Regions from separate parts of the Homo sapiens genome. Here region 1 is linked to region 2. A link is a contact called in ENCODE Hi-C or POLR2A ChIA-PET data. All regions are on one chromosome and are shown on one strand. The core of a region is the stretch at or near the end of the contact, and the rest is flanking DNA. Distances in the headings are between cores, read along the strand shown. Region 1 holds the start of ATG14 (autophagy related 14). Region 2 overlaps FBXO34 (F-box protein 34).

Region 1 (3,558 bases), core at 1,019-3,518, 84 kb after region 2:
AAAAAAAAAAACAAAGGAGGCAGCCCTGAAGATTTCTGAGAGAAAGAGTTCCTGGCTGTCTAAATACCACTGCGAAGGTCCTGAGGAAGGAGTGTTCTTGGTATGTTTGAGGACAGACAAGGAGGCCACAGTGGCACAGCAGATTAGGTAAGGGAGAAAATAATAGGAGATTAAATCAGAGGAACAGATAATATAGAACTTTGGTTAAGGACTCCAGCTTTTACTTTGGGTAAAGTGAAAAACCACTGGAAGATTTGAACAGAAATGGAGGAGTAGCATAACTGTGGCTGCAATATGGAAATTGTACAAAAGGGGAGCAAGGACGGAAGCAGAGACATAAGAGGAAATAAGTTTATGTCTCTGGTAGATTGGACCAGGTGATGGTGAAAGGGTAAGATTTAAGATAAGTTTTGAAGAGTAGATGGGATTTGTTGTAAGATAAGTTTTGAAGAGTAGATGGGATTTGTTGATGGGACTAAACAGAGTTGGGTTAAGAGAGGAGTCAAGGAGAACTGAAAGGTTTTTTAGCCTGAACCAAAGGAACAATGAGATTGACATTTACTGGGTTGGGATGAGCATGGGAAAACAGATTTATGATGGAAAACAAGGAGTTCAGTTTGCCATATTAAAATGAAGATATCTATTACAAATCTAAAAATATTGATGTTGAATAAGCAGCTGTTTTCTGGACTTTAGAGAAGACTAGGTTGGAGATACAAGTCTGGCAGTCTTAAGCATATAGATGGTATTTAAATTATGTGAATAGACATAGTAAAACGTGTAGACAGACAAGAAGGTCCAGAACCAAATCCTCGATTCACTCCATCAGTTAGACATTTCCATCTCATACCCCGTATTCTTATAACTGGTTTAATTTTTAAAGCTATCACTTACTACATAAGCAGTTTCTAAAGTCATCAAGAGCACCAATAAGACACAGCAACAAAACTAAAAAAGAGTTTGTCATTCAAACCTCCTCAAAAGAGAAAGGAAAGAACTCCATCCACGATCACAGAAATACTAAGAACTCAAAACATTCCCAAATATAGAGGATATAAAGTCTAGTGGTTAAGTGCGGGTACATAGGTCCAAGCTGTCTGAATTTTAATTCTTGTACCAACACTTAACTATTTGTGTGACCTGGGGCAAAGCACTTACTGTGCAGCTTCCTAATAAGTTGGGGATAAGTCATTCGGTTGTTGCGAATGAATTAATACCTGAATTTTTGTGCTCAGAATGCTAGCTATCTTACTATCATTGACTATCATTGACACTAAATTGTTGAAACATAAGTTGAGAGTGGGAGATCCTGCAGCTAATCACACTAATTTTTCAATTTTCTTAACCAAGAACTTGTAGCTGTTTAGATTTCGAAATGAAACCAAAACATTTTCCTAAAGGCAATTCTCTTAACTAAAAGCATGCAGCTCCCAATCTGAATTTTAAAACAAGGCCAAAACACGTTCCCAAATTCCTAAGAATCTAAAATAATCTTTAGAGGCAGGGAGGGGAAAGGGGCGTTAACAGCAAGCCTCAATTCACACATTAGAGTAAGCATGTCTGATAACAAAGTCCATCTGTGACAGACTACCAGGCCCAAATCCCTCTAAAGCAGTTATTTGATTCTCTTCTACTCTCTCCTCTAGAGAATGAGTATAAATATGCTTTCGAAAATAGAAAGCCAAGCTTTTGAATGGGAGTACATACAGCAAAGAGCTGGGAATCTAACTTAATGGCAGCAACGGGAAAACTTCTCCAGAGAGTCACCACTTATTCCTTTTTTCCCCAGTGACCAAGAGCACCGTGGGGTCAAACTCCTCTTGGGTGGGTGATGGGGAAACGGCGACCTTCCCTCATCTGGCCCCTACGCTGTCCTCTGGTAGCAAAGCTCCGGTGCAGAGCAGCTAGCTACACTCCCTCTCTCTCGCTCCTCTCGCTGGTATCTGGTGCCCGGACGGGGAGCCCCAGGTTCCAGCCTTCGGCTGCCTGGCTGGAGGACACACAGCAGAAGAAACAATAGGGCCGTGGCGGCCGCCGTACCTCTCCCGGTCGCGGCCGTCGAAGTAGACGAAATCGCCGCTCTGAACGCATTTGGCGCAGGTCAGCCGCCGGCGGGTAGTGTTGCACAGCGGGCAGCGCTCCACAGCCACGTACAGCCCCTCCGCATCGTCCACGGAGTCCACCAGGTCCCGGGCGAGCGGCCGGGGCCCGCAGCCAGGAGCCTCCAGCGCCCGGGCTCCCTTCCCACTGGGAGACGCCATGATGGCCTGAGAGGAGAGCCAGTCACGTGGGATTTTGTTTTCAACCGGGTGCATTCTGGGCCAGGAGGAGGGGCCTGGGGAAGGGGGGCTGGGATGCCGGCGAGCCCCCGGACCCCTCCGCCGCCGCGTGTTCCTGTCCCGGGCACTGTTGTTTTTCCGGTCTGCTGAGGGGCAACAGGTCCCGAAGCAGGGGGAGAGTTATATTAGAGGGGCTAGTCGGCCAAACAAAATGTCATCTGCTGGCTCAGGCCAAGACTACGAGTTAAAGCCTCAAACTTGTGCAGAAAATTGTAATACCATACCCTAAGGATTCTGGGAAAACGGAATGGGAGCGGAATAAGGGAATTTAACTTGCTGTGGATGCTTTAAAATCTGGCTAAACTACAGCAAACAAAGTAGGGTGAAGGGGCTGGGTCTTGGAACTAGGTTGAATTTTGGCTCACTCACCTGCTTAATAGCTGTGTGACTTGGGGCAAGTTCCTTAATCTCTCTGCGCCTGTTCTCTCGTGTTAAATGGATAGAATTATAGTACCCATCTAATGCCGTGAGGATTAATATGGTTAATAGTATTATACTTTACCAATAGTGAAAACAACCAAAGTGAACGTGCAAAATCAGAATTGTATCCTTCTGAAAAGTTAATCACGTGGCTAACGTACCTTCCCTACCCTGGGCCATGCTCTAAGAGAATTTGAACTAGGTAGATGGTTAGGACTTCCCTTCAAGTTTCTTTTGGTGGATAGGGGATATATAAGGTGATGTGTTGGGAGGATCATATCAGAGTAATTAGTGTTTGAATATGCCTCTAAACTACAGAGAAAAGTGAGTTTATAGGTGAGATTAAATAGACCAGTGATTCTCAAGGATGATTTTACTAGGCTATCTACTGATAAACTGCCCTGAATTCTCTCTCTAGCCAGGATTCCTTTCTCAAGTTCCATACCCAAAGATCCAGAACTACTTACTAGGTATCAGGTGACATTCCAGGACACCACAAACTCAAAGTGTTGGAAACTGACTTCTGCCTCCCTACAAACCTGTTTTCTTACTTTGGTAAAGGACGTAATCACTGATGATTTACAGCCAAGAGCCATGATTCATATTAGCCCGTCCCTCCCTGTTAATCTCCACATCACCATCGAAAACTGGTGATTCTACAAGCTAATTAGGTCTTGAATCTGAGCCCTTTGCTCCTCCGTCTTCTTAATCTTACCCAGTCTTTTTAAATACAAATCACGTAGGATTACAAAAACAAGCAAAAGCAAAAATTCTCTATATTCAGAATACAGTTTACACT
Region 2 (3,369 bases), core at 58-2,557:
CATGGCCTATTCAAGGTGTTTCTAAACATCCTTAGCATACACAAAGCACAGCTGAGATAGTTTGTAGAGGAAGTAAAATCCCCCGAGTTGAGGTTCTGTCATATTACAAAGCTCTGAAACAAATCCAGTCTTTATTTCTGAAGATAATCACACAGCTTCCTATTAAGGTCCATTTCCCTCCCTCTGTCTCCTCCCCTTTCTCCCCATTCACATTAAAGACAACTAGTAGGGAAGATCTGGGGGACTAGATAATTAAATGAGGCAGAAGTAAAATGTGCTTTTTTAGACTTCGGCCGAGTTGCCTAGGTGAGGGCTGCAGGTAATCTTTGGTCTAAATATGTTGTGTTAGATTTTGAAGTGCCTTTTCTTAGGTCTTGCTGTGGGACAAGGTTGTTTGGGGCCTACATCTTAGAGATTTTCCTTAGCAGTTGTGTTTGAAGCTAAAGTCTGGAGGAGCAGGTTTGGTGAGGAGGAAAAAATCATAGATCAAGATGTGAGACTTGCTGTCCAAAAATGATTTTTAGAGAGCGTAAGAAATAAATTTCCCAGTAGCTCGTAATAGAGGGCAATCTAGTTTCTTAGCTTATGAATAGAATTTAAGAGTCCAGGAAAATCAAAGTATAATTCGTTTTGGATTAGTCAGATCTCTTGTTTATGGATACGATGATCAAAAAGAGCATTACATTTTATTTTTAGGAGAAGGAGAGAATTTCAAATGCAGGATAGAAAACTCTCAATAATACAAACTTTAGGGATGTTTTGATGTTAATGAGGACAAAACAGTTGGTATAATTTTACTTCCTAAAACAGCTGGTATAATTTTTATTCTGTATTTGAGTGTGTATAACGTTATTATTTTGGGCCTGTTAAATATGGCAGTGAACAAAACTAAGTCTGTTGTCTCAGAACAGATGATCTAGTGGAGAGAGATGTACCATGGACACATGTCAGAAAGGGGGAAAAAAGTGCTGCAGAGAATGTATAGCAAGGAAAAAGGGGAATAGGGAGTGTGGGGAATAGTACTATATGAGGACAGTCAGGGAGTGCCTCTCTAAGATGACATTGAGCAAAAGCCTGCAGGATGCAAAAGAGTGACACGGGTAAATATCTGGGGAAGGAGCAGAGGGAACCACAACATGTAAAGGCTCTGAGGTGGGATTGTGCTTTGTGTGTTCCAGAAGCAGCAAGATGTCTCATTGGAGCAGAGTAAGCAAAAGGGAGAGATTTGAGTAGAACATGAGAAAGAGAGGGGGCATCTTAGAAACCATTGAAGGGTGTGGTACAGAAAATGAGATGATGGAACTTCCCCTTTTATAAGATCACTCTGCCTGCGGAGTTTGAGAGTAGAAGCAAAGTGCAGGTGAGAAATGGTGGTGACTTAAAACAGGGTAGTAGCAGTGGAGGTGGTGAGTTGTAGTTTATTCTGAATATATTTTGAAGATAGAGCCAACAGGATTTGCATATGTGGTTTGTGAGAGGAAAATGGAGTCATTTTCCAATAGCATTAGCTATTGGGAAAAAAATGTTGCTGTTTACTAAAATAGGAAAGATTTTGGAGAGTAGTACTGGAAAGTGCATAGGGAATCAGGATTTTTACTTTGGACATGTTGAGTTTAAGGTGCTTGACATCCAAGTGGAGATTTCGAATAGACAGTAGCCCCTCTTATCCTTGGAGGATACGTTCCATGGCCTCCGGTGGATTCCTGAAACCTTGGGTAGTGCCAAACCCTATATATATTGTGCACGAAATCTTTTTTCATTCGCAATTTTATGGACAGAAGATTCATCCTTACCACAGATCTTAGCAACCTCGTCATATGATTTTCTTTGTTGTTGTTGGTTTTTTTTTTTTTTTTTTTTTTTTTTTTTTTTTTTGGAGACAGACTCCCACTCCATCACCCAGGCTGGAGTGTGGTGGTGGTCTCAGCTCACTGGAGCCTCCGCCTCCTGGGTTCAAGCAGTTCTCCTGCCTCCGCCTCCCAAGTTCTGCCTCGTGCCTCAGCCTCCCGAGTAGAGTAGCTGGGATTACAGGTGTGTCCCACCATGATCGGCTAATTTTTTTGTATTTTTAGTAGAGATGGGGTTTTGCCATGTTGGCCAGGCTGGTCTCGAACTCCTGACCTCAAGTGATCCACCTGCCCCAGCATTCCAAAGTGCTGGGATTAAGGCATGAGCCACCATACCTGGCCGATGTTTTTTGTTTATAAAGTCGAGAACTTTGATCTTTTCACTTGAAGGAAACACTATAAGGCTTCTCTTTGGCATATGTGAATTGGCCAGCATCACTACTCTTGCGCTTTAGGGCCATTATTAAGTAAAATAAGGGTTACCTTAACACAAGCACCGTAACAATAGAGCTGATCCCTAGAGATAGCTACTGAGCTACTGAGTGACTAACACATTGGGAAGCCTAGACAGCGTGGATGCCCTGGACAAAGGAATGATTCTCATCCTGCATGGGATGGAGCAGAGATTTCATCACACTTCTACAAATGGGGTGCAATTGATAACTTAATTGTTTCTGGAATTTTCCATTTACTATTTTTGGACCATGGTTGACCTTGGGTAACCAAAACCATGGATAAGGATAAACTACTGTATACAAACTTGTAGTCCTGGAGAGAGGTTTGGGTTAGCCACTTGGAGAAACACGTAGGTAATGTTTAGAGCTGTGAGATCCAGTCGGGGTATTCATTCCTAAACTGTTTGAGGTGCCCTGGGGTATTGCAGTGAACTCACAGGATATTTTAAATTTTCCAGGAAAACAGTATGATAGGGTGTGTGTTTGATGCCTGTGTTTTCAAAATGATGTTTAAGATGTAAGCATGTGTGCATTTTGTATTCCCATGGGGCTGGGTCCAGCTGTATGCCTTTGTGTATGTGTACCTAGTATTCTTCACAGAAAGTATAGTACATTAGCAAACAGTTCCCATTTTACTCAAATTGTCCCCCCCGTGTATCAATCAATCCTGTTGCAGAATGATTGTACTTAATGAGAAGTTCCTAGAGAGTGGAGTAGCCTAAAGGCCCAGGAAAGGGCTGAGGGAGATTTGTGAAAAATGTCTTTAAAACGTGGTTTATTTCTAAAATTCATGCAGCTGAGTTCTTTTCTCATATATTGTCCCAGTCTTAAAATTGTTTCAATTTAATTTTATAGAATGTTTGTTGCAGGAATGAATGTGTCGTAGACTCCTCTCCTTAAGATGTGTACTAGTTAACTTTGAGATGACTGAGAAAATTGGGGAGAATTAGTTGGTAATGGATGAGATCAGACATCTTTAGAAGGAACATACTGCAGTAAATCATCTAGAAAGCTTTAGAACAGTCAAGGAAACTAGTTCAGGCTTAGAATATGAACACTTAGAAAGT

Evidence for each region. Hi-C counts contacts between places; a loop is a spot of excess contacts on that map. ChIA-PET counts read pairs that join two places held with the same protein, here RNA polymerase II (POLR2A). Pooled maps may share reads with other maps.
Region 1: a pooled map shows a loop between it and region 2 (2.1-fold over the local background). The contact joins the promoter of ATG14 here to the enhancer-like site in region 2. A Hi-C loop is called at or near these places in 1 of 168 maps with a recorded cell type or tissue (posterior cingulate gyrus), 1 of 37 single-sample maps with no recorded cell type and 8 of 50 pooled maps. POLR2A ChIA-PET finds 5 or more read pairs at or near these places in 9 of 52 experiments (CD4-positive, alpha-beta T cell, CD8-positive, alpha-beta memory T cell, MCF 10A and 4 more).

The regions. Positions count from the first base shown.
Region 1 is chr14:55,409,562-55,413,119 of GRCh38, forward strand. ATG14 (autophagy related 14) reads right to left here and starts at 2,269. Exons shown (of 10, transcript NM_014924.5): 1 at 2,041-2,269. The coding sequence starts at 2,261. It also overlaps a transcript of FBXO34 not described here. RefSeq lists a silencer at 2,259-2,558.
Region 2 is chr14:55,326,069-55,329,437 of GRCh38, forward strand. All of the region lies in intron 1 of FBXO34 (F-box protein 34), which reads left to right. Among named protein-coding and RNA genes, the nearest start is that of FBXO34-AS1, 56 kb to the left of the region's middle. RefSeq lists enhancers at 1,174-1,313, 2,123-2,624. Within about 2 kb of position 1,308, at least 3 of the 41 ENCODE cell types and tissues checked have a DNase peak (open chromatin) inside an H3K27ac peak, as active enhancers do; they include CD4-positive, alpha-beta T cell, where a contact is called at or near this core.